Linked DNA regions of Homo sapiens: region 2 is linked to region 1. Evidence: read pairs that join two places in POLR2A ChIA-PET (ENCODE). Cell type or tissue: GM12878. All regions are shown on one strand. Each heading gives the region's core, and the rest is flanking DNA. Links, peaks and the distances in the headings are about the cores only. Region 1 overlaps FADS2 (fatty acid desaturase 2). Region 2 holds the start of LOC105369325 (a long non-coding RNA gene).

Region 1 (8,244 bases), core at 2,919-5,418:
AAAAATACAATCCGCTGAGCCAAAAGACAAGAAAGGTGTGTGCCTGTCTTCATAATGAGTAGTACACCATGGCTTTGTGGTTCGGACCTGATCCAGAGACAGGGCTCAGGAAGTCAGCAGAATGGAGAGTCACCATGGCCCTCAGCATAGGCACACCTGCCTTGTCACCCTGTAGCCTCAGAGCACTGAGCAGAGAGGAATCCTGGTCCCTCTGTCTCAACTGCTGTCCAACAGGACAGATGCCCAGGGCTGCTGACACTTACCTTTAAGTGGCCAATGACGAATTTGTGGACAAGGTGGTTCCACTTGGGTTTTCTGTAGACAGACAGGTGGCCATAATCATGTTGCAGCCATCCAGCTTGGGCCTGGGGAGAGAGGGTCACACGTGCTGTCACAGCCTCAGCAAACAGGCACCAGGCCTCTGTCAGCTAGGGGAAGTGAGGGTGTCACGCCTCACCTGAGAGGTAGCAAGGACAAAGGCCGTGATGAGGGTAGGAATCCAGCCATTGCCAAAGTAAAAGACAGTGAACCATGCAATGCTCTCCAGGGCGATGATGTGGGCCAGGAGGAGGAGGAAGAACACGTGGTTGGTCTTGAACAGGTTCATGTCCTCAGCCGTCTTCCTCAGGGCCCGGAAGTCCTCAGTGATCTTTGACTGTTGACCAAGAGCACAGGGAAAGGAGTCAGCCACCAGCCACTCTGGAGGGAACATATGTCTCGAGCTGCCATTTCAACAGCCAATGCACAACCCAGAGAAGCTGTGGCAAGAGGGGGCCAAGCCACAAGCCTCGACCCTCCAGGAGTCCCTACAATAGCTGCTGTTACCACATGCCCCACACAGCCCTGGGGCCTGTATATTTGTCACAGCTAGGTAAGAGTGACAGAGAAAGGCTTTGACTCAAAAGCTTGCATTTTATACACCCTGTGTTCATAGCTCTATTCACATCAGGAAAAAGGTAGAAACAACACAAAGATCTCGTGATGGATGAATGGATCAGCAACACGTGGTCTATCCATGCAATGGAATATTACTCAGCCTTGAAAAGGGAGGAAATTCTGACACATGCTACAATGTGAGTGAACTTTGAAGACATCATGCTAAGGGAAACAGGCCAGTCACCAAAGGACAAATATTGTATGATTCCATATACAGGAGGTCCTTGGAGAGGCCAAATTCAGAGACAGAAAGTAGAATGGTGCCTGCCAGGGGCTGAGAGGTGGGAGAATGAGGAGTGAGTGCTTAATGGATGTGGAATTTCAATTTGGGGAAGATGAGAACTGGATGGTGGTGATGGTTACATAACAATGTAAATGTGCTTATTTGATGCCACTGAACTGTACACGTCAAATGACCAAAATGGTTGACCACACTTTTTTAAAAAAGAAAACTTTAATCCCAGCACTTTGGGTGGCCGAGGCAGGCAGATCACCTGAGGTCAGGAGTTCGAGACCAGCCTGGCCAACATAGTGAAACTCCATCTCTACTAAAAATACAAAAATTAGCCAGGCATGATGATGGGCACCTGTAATCCCAGCTACATGGGAGGCTGAGGCAGGAGAACTGCTTGAACCTGGAGGCGGAGGTTGCAGTGAGCCGAGATGGTGTCACTGCACTCCAGCCTGGGTAACAAGAGCAAAACTCCATCTCAAAAAAAAAAAGAAAGAAAGAAAAGAAAAGAAAAATAAAACTTGCATTTTCCACCACCAAACAGAGCACCACTTGCTCTGCGCACACTGTTGGGTCTTGAGGGGTTGAGTTGGGGGCGACACAAACTAGCGCAGGAGGGCGAGCTGAGGCAGGCAGGAGGGGGCTGTGAGTCCCGGGCACATGGAGCCAGGGAGGCAAAGCGGAGTCAAGGAGGGCCCTGGGAACACAATGGCATTGCGAGGAAGAAGGAACTTGGGACAAGAGGCAGGGGCAGGGCCGGACGGGGAGGAGAGTGGATACAAGGAGAGGAGCGGTACCCACAGGGCATGACCAAGGTGCTATGAAGGGTGGTTCTGGTGGTGCCTGGTGGGAGCTTGGATGCTAAATGGTGCAGGATCTGCAGCAGAAAGGGAGAGCAGTGGAGAGAGCCAAGGAGCAAGGCCATGGACAAGGGAGCTACAGGGCAGGACGAGCAGAGCTGGGGAAGCCGCAGGCCAGGAGGTGCTGGAGGTGAGAGTGGGAGATGGACCCACTTGCGAAGGAGGCAGGAGGGGACAAGCATGGGCTGGCATGGGTACAGGGCAGGTGATCTCATGTGCCATGGAGGGCAAGGTGAGAGGAGGGGCATTGGCCTTTGAAGGACCTGCAGGGTGGCCCGCAGCTCATCAGGAAAGCCAGAGGCAATGGGGGTGGTGGGGGACTGGCCAAGAGTCCAGGCCGGGAGAGACCCTGGTCCTGCCCTGGCTCTGCTAAACAGAGGGGTCTGGCCCAGGCTGGCAACAAGAGGAGGAAGAGCTTGCTGAGGCCAGGGTGGGACTTCCATGACCACCCTGGTCACAGCCTGTGGGTACCACTCCTCTCCTTGTAACAACTCTCCTCCCCGTCCTGCCCTGCCCCTGCCTCCTGTCCCAACTTTCTTCTATAAACGGCTCCGCCATTTACATGGAGACTTCATTGTTGAACAAAACAACAGCCCATGAGACCTCAGGGGTTGCTATTTTCACACATGGCTGTCCTGGAAGCCCAGCACCCAGGGGGGCGTCTGACCTGCAGACAATGAACAGATGACCAGGGAATGGTCATTCTTTCTCAAAGAGGTGCCCCGGACCACACACCCCAAAGCCACTCTTGTCATCAAATGACATTTTTCGGTGTTTCTGTCCTGTCTTTCCCCTAGATTGTCATCTGGCACCTTCCTGGAAAGGGATGGAGGAGAAGGAAAATGAAACTGGCCAGGAGAGAGGAGACGCCACTAGTTGTTGTCAAACCCCGGCTCCCAGGGAGGCTCTGAGGCCCTCCCTGAACACAGGTGAACCACAGTGGCTCCTCCAGGACAAAAGCACCCCTGCCTCAGCCCCAGTTACTGGTCATGGGGCAAGGGGAGCCTCTCTCAGACTCCCAGCCACCCCCAGCCTCGTCTCCACCCCCACCCAGGTTGCAAGCCAGACTTACGTTCTTGCCGTGGTCCTGGCTGGGCTCCTCCGGGGCCAGTTCACCAATCAGCAGGGGTTTCAAGAACTTGCCCACGAATTCCAGGTCAGGGTGGAAGGCGCGGAAGGCATCCTGGAGAGCAGAGGGCAGTGATGAGGCTAAGACCTGAACTCTGTCTGCTCTTGGGCCCCAAGGAGGACAGTGCTCACCAGCAACAGCTCCATGTGTGCACCCAGACACCAAACGGGGTCTCCTGTGATCTGGCCCCAAATGCCGTCTCCAGCATTTTTCCAGGACAGAGCCCTCAGTGCCCAACGCCAATGGCAACAGCCACCTGGGCTTCTGTGCTGGTGCAGGCATGCTACACTCCCCAGGGGTTTGTGAATAGATGCATAGGCTGCCTTTGGGCAGGTCGGGAAATGGTGACCCTCCAGGAAGGCGCACCAGGCAGACACGGGGCTCAGGGAGGACTTGAGCCTCGACTGCTCGTGAGCTGAGTGCCTTGCATGGTGCACAAACCACACCACCCACCATCTCTTACTAGTTCCTCACCTACATGTCCAGGGTGGTCAATGAAAAGGACAAGACCGAATACTACCTTGGCACTGGAAATGTGCTGTGATGAAGTAAATAAAAAAATAAACACAGAATTATGTAAAAAGCGTTCCTGAAAAAAAGCCTAGGAGGATCTAGGCTATTATTGCACATGTTAAGGTAGCTGGATTATGCCTTGCTTTATTTTCATTACTTTCCAAACTCTAACACTGCTATAATGATACACATTTTAATCTTTTTTTCCCAATTATAAAGTAAAAACGTGCTGAGTTTTGGCCAAGTTAGAAAAGGCACAGCAGAATAAAGAGGAAAATAAATATCACCCAGAAAGTGGTCATTATTGCTAATATTTTAGCATTTTTCCTTCCAGCTTTTTTCTATACATATTATGCATATTACATGAATTATCTCATAAAAAATCTAGTATTTCTATTAGAGATGAGCCAGCACCAGGCTCCCCTGAGGGGATGCAATAGAATGTCCCAGTGGTGAACACTGTGTAATCTGCATCAAATCAAGCTTCCAGACATTGGTAGGATTGGCAAACCAGTCAAACTCCACCATGAGAAACAATCAGAAAAATCAATATAGCTGGGGAAAAACATACAAGTTTGTGGAAAAAACAAAAGTACGGAAGCATGGTCTAGATTAAAAGAGACTAAAATGATATAAAAACTGCAACTCTTGACTGGTCGCAGGGGCTCATGCCTGTAATCCCAGCACTTTGGGAGGCAGAGGCAGGAGGATCACTTGAGGCCAGGAGTTCAAGACCAGCCTGAGTAACATAGCAAGACCCCTGTCTCTACTAAGAATAAACAAAATTAGCCAGGCATGGTGGCCTGCACCAATAACTCCAGTTACTCGGGAGGCTGAGGCAGGAAGATACAATAAGCAATGATGGTGCCACTGCACTCCAGCCTGGGCAAGAGAGTGAGACCCTGTCTCAAAAAACAAACAGGCCGGGCACAGTGGCTCATGCCTGTAATCCCAGCACTTTGGGAAGCCGAGGCAGGGCGATCACCTGAAGTTAGGAGTTTGAGATCGGCCTGGGCAACATGGTGAAATCCCACCTCTACTGAAAATACAAAAATTAGCCAGGTGTAGCGGCGCACGCCTGTAATCCCAGCTGCTCAGGAGGCTGAGGCATGAGAATCCTTTGAAACCAGGAGGTGGAGGTTGCAGTGAGCCAAGATTGCACCACTGCACTCCAGCCTGGGCGACAGAGTGAGACTTTGACTCAAAAAACAAACAAACAAACAAACAAAACAACATCCTGCAATTCTTTAATGTGACAGGCTCTCACTTGAAGGAAAAAAGAAGTTATACCAGGTTTTTCGGGAGTTGAATGAGAAAAAATGAATATGGACCAGATATTTGATCATATCAAGGAATTACTATTAATTTTCTTAAATGTGACAAAGGTACTGTGATGATGTTAGAGCATCTCTTCCTTTTTTCTCCGGAAATGTTGAAGACCTTAGGGATGTGATCACACAATGACGCAGCTTATTTTCAAAAGGCAACTGCACACATATAAAGAGGAAAAACGCAAATGTGGCAAAATGTTAAGACTAGTGAATCTTGGTTGAGGATACACAGGTGTTTGCTTGTTCCTTCAACATTTAAGGATGTTGGGAAAATTTCAAAATTAAAAAGAAGAGGGGGCCGGGTGCGGTAATCCCAGCACTTTGGGAGGCCGAGGCGGCGGATTGCCTGAGGCCAGAAGTTTGAGATCAGACTGGCCAACATGGTGAAACCCCGTCTCTACTAAAAATACAAAAAAAAAAAAAAAAATTAGCCAGGTGTGGTGGCACACGCCCGTAATCCCAGCTACTTGGGAGGTTGAGGCAGGGAATTGCTTTAGCCAGGGAGGTGGAAGGTTGCAGTGAGCTGAGATCGTGCCACTGCATTCCAGCCTGGCGACAGAGCGAGACTCCATCTCAAAAAAAAAAAAAAAGGGTCGGGGGAAGGTGGAGAAAGTGCTAACCACTCCTGGAAATCTTTTCAGCCCCACACGTAAGGATCTCCCAAGGGTAACTGCCAGTCTCCCATCATCTCCTTACTGCATTGCTGGCATCAAGTCCTTTGCTTGGTCTTTGTTCTATTTGTGTCTAGAACAGACTGACAAAGCAACACTTCGTGCAGGAGAAAACTGGGCCCACGGTTTCTTAAAAAATGCCTGTGACCCACTAGCCGAGCCGAAAAGGGATGGTAGCAGAGGATCAGGTCAAGAGTATTTTCAGGGAAAAGAGACGTGCTATTCCAGGGCCCTGGGGAGGCAGGGAGAAGTCCCTGGGGAGGCAGGGAGAAGTCCCTGGGGAGGCAGGGAGGAGGCCCTGGGGGCAGGCAGGGAGGAGGGCTGGGGTGGGGGGGCAGGCAGGGAGGAGGCCCAGGGTGCGGGCAGGGAGGAGCCCAGGGTTGCAGTGGTGACCAGCTTTGCTGGCTCTGGGTGGGGTGATCAGTCCCCACCAGAGCCTCAGCCGCCTATGCAAAATGAGCAAGGCCCTGGGAGAGGCCCGGAGGAGCTGCCAAAGTCAGGGCCCAGGGCTGGGCCTGAAAAAGCCCCTTCATTGGTCCTCCTCACATCACACCACGGCCTTTGAGAAATGAACAGGAAGTCCCTGGTAAGGCAGTTTCCTGAGAAGCAGCTGCAGTGGCTGATAACTAATGGATTCCTCTTGTCTCATTGAAAGGCAAGACTCAATGGCTTGCAAATAGACTCATCTCCACTCCTGCTGCCTCCCCAACACCCGAACCCTGCAGTCGAGGTTCCAACTCCAAGGGAGCAGACAGATGACGAGCCCTGCCTTGACCTTGGTTGCTGCTCAGCCATTTCCAGAGGGCTCTCGGGCAGCCTCACCTCCCTGAGCCCAGGGGTAATGGGCATGCGCCAGGCAGGGAGCCAGGAGTGTTGCTCATGTTACTCCCTTAGGCCTCAAGCCCCAACTTCTGAGGTGAAGATGCAGGAGCTCAGGAAGCAAAGTCCTGGGCTCCAGGTGGCAGAGCCAGGATCAAATCCAGGTCCATCTGCCTCTAAGGACTCTTTTCTCACGTGCCACACGCTTCCTGCCGTTTTAGAAAACCGAGCAGTCTGTTGGATCAGCTCCTTGCCCATGGTCAGTGTGGCAGCTTTCCGAGCAGGCCTGGTGCGGACCGCCCTTGAACATACCACGCTCCTTTCCACACCAGGGCTGCCTCCATTCGGGACTCAGCCTCAACATCACCTCCAAGAGGCTTTTCCCAACATCACATCCAAAAGAGCTCTCCCAGCCCTGGGCCTTCCCTGGGTCATTGCCCTGTTAGATCTTCATAGCAGTCATCAAGGTTCGTCATCAGACTGCGTGACGTACCCACTTGTTTATGGCCTGCGTCCCCCGCTGGAGCATAAACCCCAGTTGGGAAGGCCTGCACCTGTCTTGTTCGCTGCAATAAACACAGTGCCTGTAACGGGGCCTAATAAGATGGCTCACGAGGGAATAAATGGACCCAGGACCCCACAGCTGCACACACTCTGATCTCATACTTTCCCACTGTGCAGTCATGACCAGACACTTGTCCTCTTCCGCGTTTCACACAACTTGGCTTCTGCCTCTGGAACACCAAAAGCCTTCTCCGGCATCCCCACGCTGGTGGTTGCTACAGCTGCCACCTGCTGAGGTGACGCAGGCGAGCCACGGGGCCATGGGAGTGGCTTGCATACATCAGCCAGGCATCTTTACCAAACTTCGTGAGGCAGGTCCTTTTTTAGAGATAAGAAATCAGGCGTAGGTTGGCAGAGCCACCTGCCCACTATCACACTCGGGAATGAGCTGAGTAGAGTTTGAGTCACATGTGGCTACCTTGAGCATTGCCCGCTGTTCATACAAAGGCTTCCCTCAACATGAGTGTCCTCCTCCCTGAGAGTTGATTATATTTTGTGTCTCTCCCTTCACATTGCCATAAATGTGTCTCAAACGCTGGCAGAAGGTTTCCAGCACCTGCCGGGTTACAGAAATATCTGGCAGGTATAAGGCAGACCAGGATTCAAGGCAAGGGAGGGCCAACCCAAACTTTGTCTTTGGACCAAGAATTGGAACCAGGCTCTATCCTAGTGTAACGGGAGAGAAGCCAGAGACTTTCCAGGAAGAGGACCCGGGACATGGGGAAGAGAAAGGATTGGTAAACAGGTGGAGAAAGCAGAGATGCACCCGCCTCGGCAGGGCAGGTGTGTGAGGTGGGGAGGTCAGAACACCCTGATTCTGAAGCGCTTGTCACACTTCGCTCTTTGCCAGTTCCTGCTTCTGCCATCACCCAGGTCTGATGCCAGTCAACTTCTCCACAGGGACATTTTCCCTGCCCCTGCCCCACTCTGGGTACAACTCACAGTTGCTCGCCATCCACTGAGCACCTGGTGCCAGGATTTGTTTATGGCCGTGCCCATGTCCTCTGGGGAGCAAGGCTAATCTCTGATCGAATGCTGCACAACTGGGCACTTTGCCTAGGATTTGGGAAGTGCAGCACGGGCAAGCACAGGGCACACAGTGCAGTAGGTGGCAGCCCTGCGGACCAGAACTTTATGGAACAAGTGATCTAAGAGTGTGGAGATGCACAGGAGGGATCCTCGCATTCTC
Region 2 (8,479 bases), core at 3,445-5,944, 750 kb after region 1:
TTAGGTCAGGGGTCGATCTTTAACTACCAGGCCCAGGGTGTGGCGCCGAGCTGTCTGCTTGTGGATTTCATTTCTGCCTTTTAGTTTTTACTTCTTCTTTCTTTGGAGGCAGAAATCGGGCATAAGACAATAGGAGGGGTGGTCTCCTCCCTTAGACCCACTTAGACACTCCCCGGTTTCTGCTCACTCAGGGCTGGAGGGTGCTGCATGCTTGAACCTCTTTGGCAGAGGGAAGCTTTGACCCCCACCCCAGGATCAAGGAAAGAGAACTCCTAAGGTAGCTGTGATTGGGGCCACACCCATCCCTCATCCAGCCTTCAGAGGTGCCTTTTCCTCCCGCCAGAGGTGCCCTCAGCCTGGGATGGGGAAACCTCACCCGGCCCCTCCCGGCCAGGCCTGGCCCAGTTCCCTGCCCCCTGCCCCTTGCCCTCACATCCATCCTTCCTGGTCCCTTGACTCTGGAAATCCCAGCCTCTTTCATTCATTCATTCATTCACTCATTCATTTATCAATATTTGTCCCATGCTAAGCCCAGGGATGTGAAGACGAAAGAGACAGACATGGCTCCACCCTTCTTAGCACCAAAGACTCTGCTGGGATGTTTTTTCTTGATGAGTGCTGTTCGTGGGTCACACAGCTGTGTGCAGTAAGCAGCCCTTCACAGCCCCTGTTCCCACACTCAGTGTACATAATTGCAGCCCAAAAGAGCGAGGAAAGTTTTACTAAGCACCTTCCTCTAGCCAGAGGCGTCAGCTCCTTCAGTCTTCCCAATTATCATGGAAGTGGGCACAGCTTTCCATTTCACAGATGAGGAAACTGAGGCTCAGAAGGTAAAGTATTCGGCCCCAGGAGGTCAACGCTGAAGTATGATCCCACGTTTTCCTCACTCTGCCACCCTTGCCACCACTCCCCACCTCCTTACCCAAAGAAAAGAAAACAAACCAAACATTTGGGCTTTGCTTTGATCTCAGAGTCTTCATCACAGTACAACTTCTACTCTTTTTGTTTGTTAGTTTGGTTTTGGAAAACTGAAAGTAGCTCAGGGCCTCGGGTTGCTGTCTTCCAGGCCCCCAGGGCTTGGCACTGCCTCGACCCTAGTGGAGGGGGTCGCTGCCCTCTGAGAACACTGCCCTATAGGCTCCCTCCCTGCTGCCCACCCCCATAAGTTACCCCTGCCCCTTTCACCCCTCCGGGCCTCCAGGTCCAGAAACCTCTGGGCCCCTGTCCCCACTCAGACCTCAGATCCCTGGCGGGAGTTTCCTGTCCCCATCACTGCACTTTCCATGACACAAGAGGAAGTCAGCTGAGCCCAGGCTGGGTTTTCCAGGCAGCGAGGCCCAGTAGAGGCTGAAGGTGGGGGAAGGGGTTGCTGAGCCCCCAGGGCCGGGTGTCAGAACCTCCTCAACCTCTACCGGAGAGGTGCCTGCCGGTGCTGCCGTGGGCCACACCAGGTAATCTGGGGTGGGGTGTGCCTGTGTCTGTCACCCCTCTGGACTCGGTGACTCCTCAGTGCCCCCAGGTGTGCCCTCTTCACTGGGGCAAAGGGGCACTAGGATCTGGGGAAAGGGGAGGAGCTGAGGGTGGGAGGGAGGAGGTGAAGGAGGCTGAGGAATGTGACTGGTGCATAGTAGGACCTCAGGGTTTGTTGAATGAATGAAGGAAGAAATCTATGGAATGATTCCCAAAGATAATGGATGGCCTGGTGGCCAGATGAGAAGGGCAGAAGAGGCCTACAAGTGTGTGTGGATGACTCAGTGACCTGGATCCTTGGAAACCTCTGTTTGGCTGTGGGGGTGGGGGCACCCAGGGAGCTGACTTCGCAACACTCCCCTCCCCGCCAGCTCAGGAAGTGCCTCTCCTCCCCCAGCTTTGTTCCCACCCAGTTTGGCTGTTGGTGGGGGGTGGGGAGGGGGAGAAGGAGGATCTAGGATCCAGGTCTGGACATGCATGTGGCGTGCAGTGTGGTGGAGACGCGCTGGCCTGGTGGCACCTGCATTCGAGTCTCACCTTTGGCACCTTTGCAGTCAAGTCCCTGTCATGCTCTGGGCCGAGGTTGGCTCATATGTAAAATGCAGAGATTGGATGGTCCCGAGGCCCAGCTCTCTTGTCCTAGGAACCCAGCATGAAAGTGTTTGACTGGCGTGCCGAGTCCAGTCGGAGGTGGGGGATTTCTCTGTGTGGGGCCTGGAGGTTTACCTCTTTCGCTAGTGTGAGAGGGAGCTGAGTGTTGAGTGAGTGTCAGGGCTTTGGGGAGGGGCAGAAGACTGAGGATTCCAAGTGGCCTGAACAGGGTCCCGCTGGCTTGGGAAGGTGTCTCAGTGTGTGTACTTTCCCCAAGTCCAGGTGCGAGTCGAGCAGCTGGGGAGGAGGCCGTCTTGCCTGGAGGGACAGATAAGGCTCCCCCACTGACCCCCTACTTTCCTAGCCCCTCACGGACAACACTAGGCAGCCTCCTGTGGCTTCTGGAAGGTCTGTGATCAGTGGTACCCTGGCGTGAGCGGGCTGGTTGGCTCAGGCTGCATTCGCCCCCGCCTCTGCTGGGCCCTCCTCAAGTTCCCCTCACTGGGGCTGTGTTCCTGGAGCCCCTTTCCATTGCTACCTGCCCCCCAACCCAGGCCTGCTGTAGGCCTGCCCACAGCCCGGGGTGCCAGTCACACATCCCGCAGCCTGAGGCCCTGAGGACTCAGCATTCATATTCACTCTTCCGCTGCTACTGTAAGATTAGACTTGTTCGACCATAAGGCATAGGCTTTGGTTGAGAAAATAAGGCCTCCTAGTAGTGTACGACAGGTGTTAATGAAGGCTGTTGTTCATGTGAAATAATTGAGGATCAGAGAGGTTATGTGAATTCTCCAAGGTGCACAGATAACCAACAGTGAGCTTTGGACTGGACCGCCAGGCCTCCTCTTCCACAGGCACCCCTTGCCCTGGTGCAGCCTCTCTCTCATCTCAGGCTGGTGCTTCTCGTGGCCATTTAGGGGTTTCGCTGTGTCACAGTAGAGATCTTGGGGGCCTAGGAGGCCGGCTGACCCAACTGTGTGTCCTCGGTGTGGCAGCCTTGGCCCTTGGAGCCTCAGATCCCATCTGTAAAACGGGTGGAACACAGCCTGCCTTGAAGGGATGTTGGGAGGCTGGCCGGGTGCACTTGTGGAAAAGGCTCACGTGGCGGTCAGCACGCAGAGCTTCAGCGTGGCTCTCAGCTTCTTAGAGCAGTGCTTAGCGTTCCTGAAGACCTGACACTGGTCAGGAGCGCTCCTGCCTTCTCTCCCCCGCACCTAGCACCCGGCACAAAGCTATTTCTTGAACAAATGAATGATTGACAGAGAAGCTTTCAGCAGGGACACATGAAACAGACTGACAAGCACACCCTGCTCCCCGCACCCCCCACCACCGCCCTGAGCTTCCAGCCCAGTGGGGAGGCTACCTGACAGGCAACTGGGACACAGCATGGAAAGGCCAGGCCTGAGGGAGCACAGAGGGGGACGCGTGTCCAATCCAGCCTCTGGGAAAATCAGGGAAGGCTTCCTGGAGGGGGTGACATCTAGATGAAGACCCAAAGGATGAGTGGTTTTCCAGCTTGGTGGTGGGATCAATTTTCCAGGCTGAGGGAAGCATGAGGACAATGACTTCTGAGTCCTGCTAGCGTAGTGGCTTCTAGATGGGTCCAGAAGTGGGACGCTGTGGGCAGCATCCTGGCTCAGCCCCTCACTGGCTCCGTGCCTAGGGTGGAGTCTCTCCCCCCGGGTCTCAGTTTATCTGTGAAATAAAGGCGCTGCACCAGATGGTCCACCAGATTCCTCAATCTGTCAGTTGAAGCTTGGAGTCTCATTTAAAGAATATCAGTTACCAGAAGCTGGAAAATTGATACAGCCATTTTTAAGGGATAAAATGGCAAAAGCCACATTAAAAAAAAATCTCGTATACACTATTACCTTTAGAGAAGCCTCCTATACTCACCAGGGTGCAAGGCAGTATGCACAGGGGTGCTGAAGTCACCAACGGATAATAAAACACGGGAAAGATAGGGCAAAGGGCAAATAAGTTCCAAACCAGCTACACTCTGGAATAGTTGGGAATATAGCCATCAAGAAAGGGCTCATAGATCCCCGTATCCTGACACAGAGAAATGTCCATGATATTTTTGCTCAGTGAAAACATTAAATTTCAGAACAATTTATATATTGCAGTCTTATTTTCATAAAATAAAAATATCAATGAGTTGAATAGTTTCTACATTTACAGAAATTAATTGTGGGGGTGAGATTTGATCAAGATGGTAGCATGAGGTTGGGTAAGGATTTTATTTTAAAAGGGGTCTGCAGAAAATCTTTTAAAGAAAAAAGTCCTGGTATTTGTTTGTATAATTATGTAAAACATATAACATTTTTATAACGTGATTTTTTAATAATAAAAATAATGCATGCTTTTGTGAAAAATTAGCAAAACTATAGAATATAAAGAAAAAATAAAACCACTCACAATCCTACCATTCATTATGACCACAGTTAATATGTTATATATTTTATTCTTTTCAATTTATAATTACGATAATCTACTGTTTCAAAATTAGTATCATGTATTTGTGATATACATGTTTATATGTACGAGGTATATATATTTTATATAAATTATATATCTTTTATAAATATACTTAAGATATATACACACAGATATCTATATGTAGATATATATAAAGAGATATCTTTGTATCTGCTTTTTTTCTTAAAGTATATCTTGAGTGTCGTGCCATGTCATAGACTTATATAACATGGTTTTTAAAAATGGGTCTACAATAGCTAATAAAAGTTCTGATTTTTACTTAACCAATCCCTATTATTGGACATTTGTGTTGTTTACTCTTTTTTTTTTTGTTTTTTTTTTGAGACAGTATCTCAGTCTGTTGCCCAGGCTGGAGTGCAGTGGTGCGATCACAGCTCACTGCTACTTTGACTTCCTGGGCTCAAGTGACCCTCCTTCCTCGGCCTTAGCTGGGACTACAGGCATGAGCTACCACGCTTGGTTAATTTTTAAAAACAAATTTTTTGTAGAGATAGGGTCTCGCTGTGTTGCCCAGGCTGGTCTCAAACTCCTAGGCTCAAGCGATCCTCCTGCCTCAGCCCCGCAAAGTGCTGGGATTACAGGCGTGAGCCACTTTACCCAGCTCCTCATTTTTTTTTTTTTGCTATTAAAAATAACTGTGATAAATATTTTTGCACAATCATATCCTTATTTCCTTTAATTAGAATTATTTGAATCAAGGATTATGACCATTTTAAATACTAAAAGCACACTGTAAAAATTGAATTAGTTACCTCCATCCCAACTTACTTCTAGTAGATCTGAATACTGATTGGCTGAGTTTACTTAAAGAGGGACACACTTGAGTAGGTTTATAACTACTTTAGGGATCAGGATTTTTCTGTTCCATGATGGGCACTCTAGGTGCCCTGTGACTGTCAGTGTGGAAGAGGTCCAGGTCCACCTCGAGGGACAGGTTTGATATAAGAATAAGACATGTTTGTGATCATTAGTGAGTGTCCAGGACTCCACCTTGGGGGACAAATTTGATATAAAAGTGAGACATGTTTGTGATCATTTACTGAATGTCCAGGACATTCCTCGAGTGACTTCTGTTTGTCTTTGATGGCGGGTCCTTCCCTTTGCCCATTGCTGGGAGGTTTGGAGGAGCTGAGGTCACCAGCCTTGTTTCAGAGATGAGGAGACTGAAGTTCTGAGAGATGAGGGGATGGGTCCAGGTGCAGTCAGCCTTGGCCTGTGGCAAGAGGCAGGTCCCCAAGGCAATCTGGAGAGAGTCGGTTCTGGTCTGGTGTGGAGGGTGGGAGGGCATAGCTCAACAACTTCTACCCCATCCACACCGATGTGGAGCGCTCACCTCGATATGTGTCCCAGCAAGCCCCAACACTTCAGCATGGGTTATATGTTCCTAATTCTGTAAGCTCTTCTGAGGCCAGGGCCATGTTGGGTTGACCCTGTGGGATGATCTGGAAACAAATACTTATTGGTGTTATATGTGGTGATGATGATAGTGATGATCATGTCAATGATGAGAATGATGATAATGGCAGTAATGATGCTGATGGTGATGATGAAATGATGAAGATGATGGTGATGATGATGTCAGTAATGTTGATGAAGTCGATGATGATGATGATGGTGGTGATAATAGCTACCATTTACTAAGGGCTTACACAGTGCTAGGGACTCTATGTAATTACATTATCTTAGTTTTTTTCCCCAGAGTGAGTATGACACCTTGGCCGGGCGTAGTGGCTCGTGCCTGTAATCCCAGCACTTTGGGAGGCCGAGGCAGGAGAATCACTTGAGCCCAGGAGTTAAAGACCAGCCTGGGCAACACGGTGAAACCCTGTCTCTATAAAAAAATTAAAAAAAAATTATCCAGGCATGGTGGTGTGTGCCTGTAGTCCCAGCCACTTGGGAGGCAGAGATGGGAGGATTGCTTGAGCCCAGGAGGTTGAGGCTGCAGTGAGCTGTGATCATGCCACTGCACTCCAACCTGGGTGACAGAGTTAATATATACATACCACCTTCACTGATGTGGAGGATGACTTGAGGTGGCTCACAGATGAACATTTTTATCTTAATAATGTGTTTGTTTTACTTTATATTAATTTATATACTGAAAATAGATAACTAGCTCACCAGATTCATGGTTTATACATTTCATTTTTAGATTAACTAGTGAGTTGATTTAAAGGAAAAATATTAAGTAAAAATAATATTTGGTACTTGGATAAGGTAAACGTGAATGGAAATTTTGAATCATTGACATTTGGAAGCATTTGGGGCAGATATCATTTTTATTCTATTTTGCAGAAGAGTGAGTAGATACTCAGAGAGTTTAATTAGCCTGAGATTATACACCATCCAGGTGGTAAAGCTGGGCTGGAACCCAGATGCTTAATTTAAAACAACAACAACTTTTTACTTATATATGGGATACACACAGCACAGTACATGCAGTGTGTTATAAATGTAACTTCACACACTGCACGTGCTGGTGTAACCAGCACCTGGGAGGCTCCCCACTGCCCCGCACTGCTCCCTACCCAAGTATCCACTGTCCTGACTTCTGTCATCATAGATTGGCTTTGCCTTTTCTTTGAACTTTATTTTATTTATTTATTATTTTGAGACAAGAGTCTGTCACCCAGGCTGGAGTGCAGTGGTGCCATCTTGGCTCACTGCAGCTTCTGCCTCCCAGGTTCAAATGAGTCTCCTGCATCAGCCTCCCGAGCAGCTGGGATTACAGGTGTGCACCACCACGTCTGGCTAATTTTTATTTTTTATTTTTTTTATTTTTTTTTTTTTTAAGAAATTTAGATTTTATTCTTTTTTTTTTTTTTTTTTTATTATACTCTAAGTTTTAGGGTACATGTGCACATTGTGCAGGTTAGTTACATATGTATACATGTGCCATGCTGGTGCGCTGCACCCACTAATGTGTCATCTAGCATTAGGTATATCTCCCAATGCTATCCCTCCCCCCTCCCCCGACCCCACCACAGTCCCCAGAGTGTGATATTCCCCTTCCTGTGTCCATGTGATCTCATTGTTCAATTCCCACCTATGAGTGAGAATATGCGGTGTTTGGTTTTTTGTTCTTGCGATAGTTTACTGAGAATGATGGTTTCCAATTTCATCCATGTCCCTACAAAGGATATGAACTCATCATTTTTTATGGCTGCATAGTATTCCATGGTGTATATGTGCCACATTTTCTTAATCCAGTCTATCATTGTTGGACATTTGGGTTGGTTCCAAGTCTTTGCTATTGTGAATAGTGCCGCAATAAACATACGTGTGCATGTGTCTTTATAGCAGCATGATTTATACTCATTTGGGTATATACCCAGTAATGGGATGGCTGGGTCAAATGGTATTTCTAGTTCTAGATCCCTGAGGAATCGCCACACTGACTTCCACAATGGTTGAACTAGTTTACAGTCCCACCAACAGTGTAAAAGTGTTCCTATTTCTCCGCATCCTCTCCAGCACCTGTTGTTTCCTGACTTTTTAATGATTGCCATTCTAACTGGTGTGAGATGATATCTCATAGTGGTTTTGATTTGCATTTCTCTGATGGCCAGTGATGATGAGCATTTCTTCATGTGTTTTTTGGCTGCATAAATGTCTTCTTTTGAGAAGTGTCTGTTCATGTCCTTCGCCCACTTTTTGATGGGGTTGTTTGTTTTTTTCTTGTAAATTTGTTTGAGTTCATTGTAGATTCTGGATATTAGCCCTTTGTCAGATGAGTAGGTTGCAAAAATTTTCTCCCATGTTGTAGGTTGCCTGTTCACTCTGATGGTAGTTTCTTTTGCTGTGCAGAAGCTCTTTAGTTTAATTAGATCCCATTTGTCAATTTTGTCTTTTGTTGCCATTGCTTTTGGTGTTTTGGACATGAAGTCCTTGCCCACGCCTATGTCCTGAATGGTAATGC

Evidence for each region. Peaks named below come from ENCODE experiments on the same cell type or tissue, not always from the same donor. Only the 100,000 strongest peaks of a DNase experiment are listed, where the experiment ranks them.
Region 2: POLR2A ChIA-PET joins it to region 1 with 6 read pairs; 1 of 35 experiments calls an interaction of 5 or more read pairs at or near these places.

Annotation. Positions count from the first base shown.
Region 1 is chr11:61,832,745-61,840,988 of GRCh38, reverse strand. It overlaps FADS2 (fatty acid desaturase 2), which reads right to left. Exons shown (of 12, transcript NM_004265.4): 2 at 3,101-3,211; 3 at 458-655; 4 at 264-365. Among named protein-coding and RNA genes, the nearest start is that of FADS2, 8.6 kb to the right of the region's middle. RefSeq lists enhancers at 1,699-2,256, 5,011-5,878, 6,138-6,432, 6,184-6,543, 6,654-6,703 and 2 more, a silencer at 5,944-6,003 and a cis regulatory region at 6,061-6,395. In GM12878, for the core only: no CTCF peak of the experiment used is centred there; no DNase peak of the experiment used is centred there; H3K27ac peaks cover 440 bases.
Region 2 is chr11:61,085,269-61,093,747 of GRCh38, reverse strand. It overlaps LOC105369325 (a long non-coding RNA gene), which reads left to right and starts at 1,390. Exons shown (of 2, transcript NR_188502.1): 1 at 1,390-1,451. RefSeq lists enhancers at 827-1,789, 2,068-2,117. In GM12878, for the core only: no CTCF peak of the experiment used is centred there; no DNase peak of the experiment used is centred there.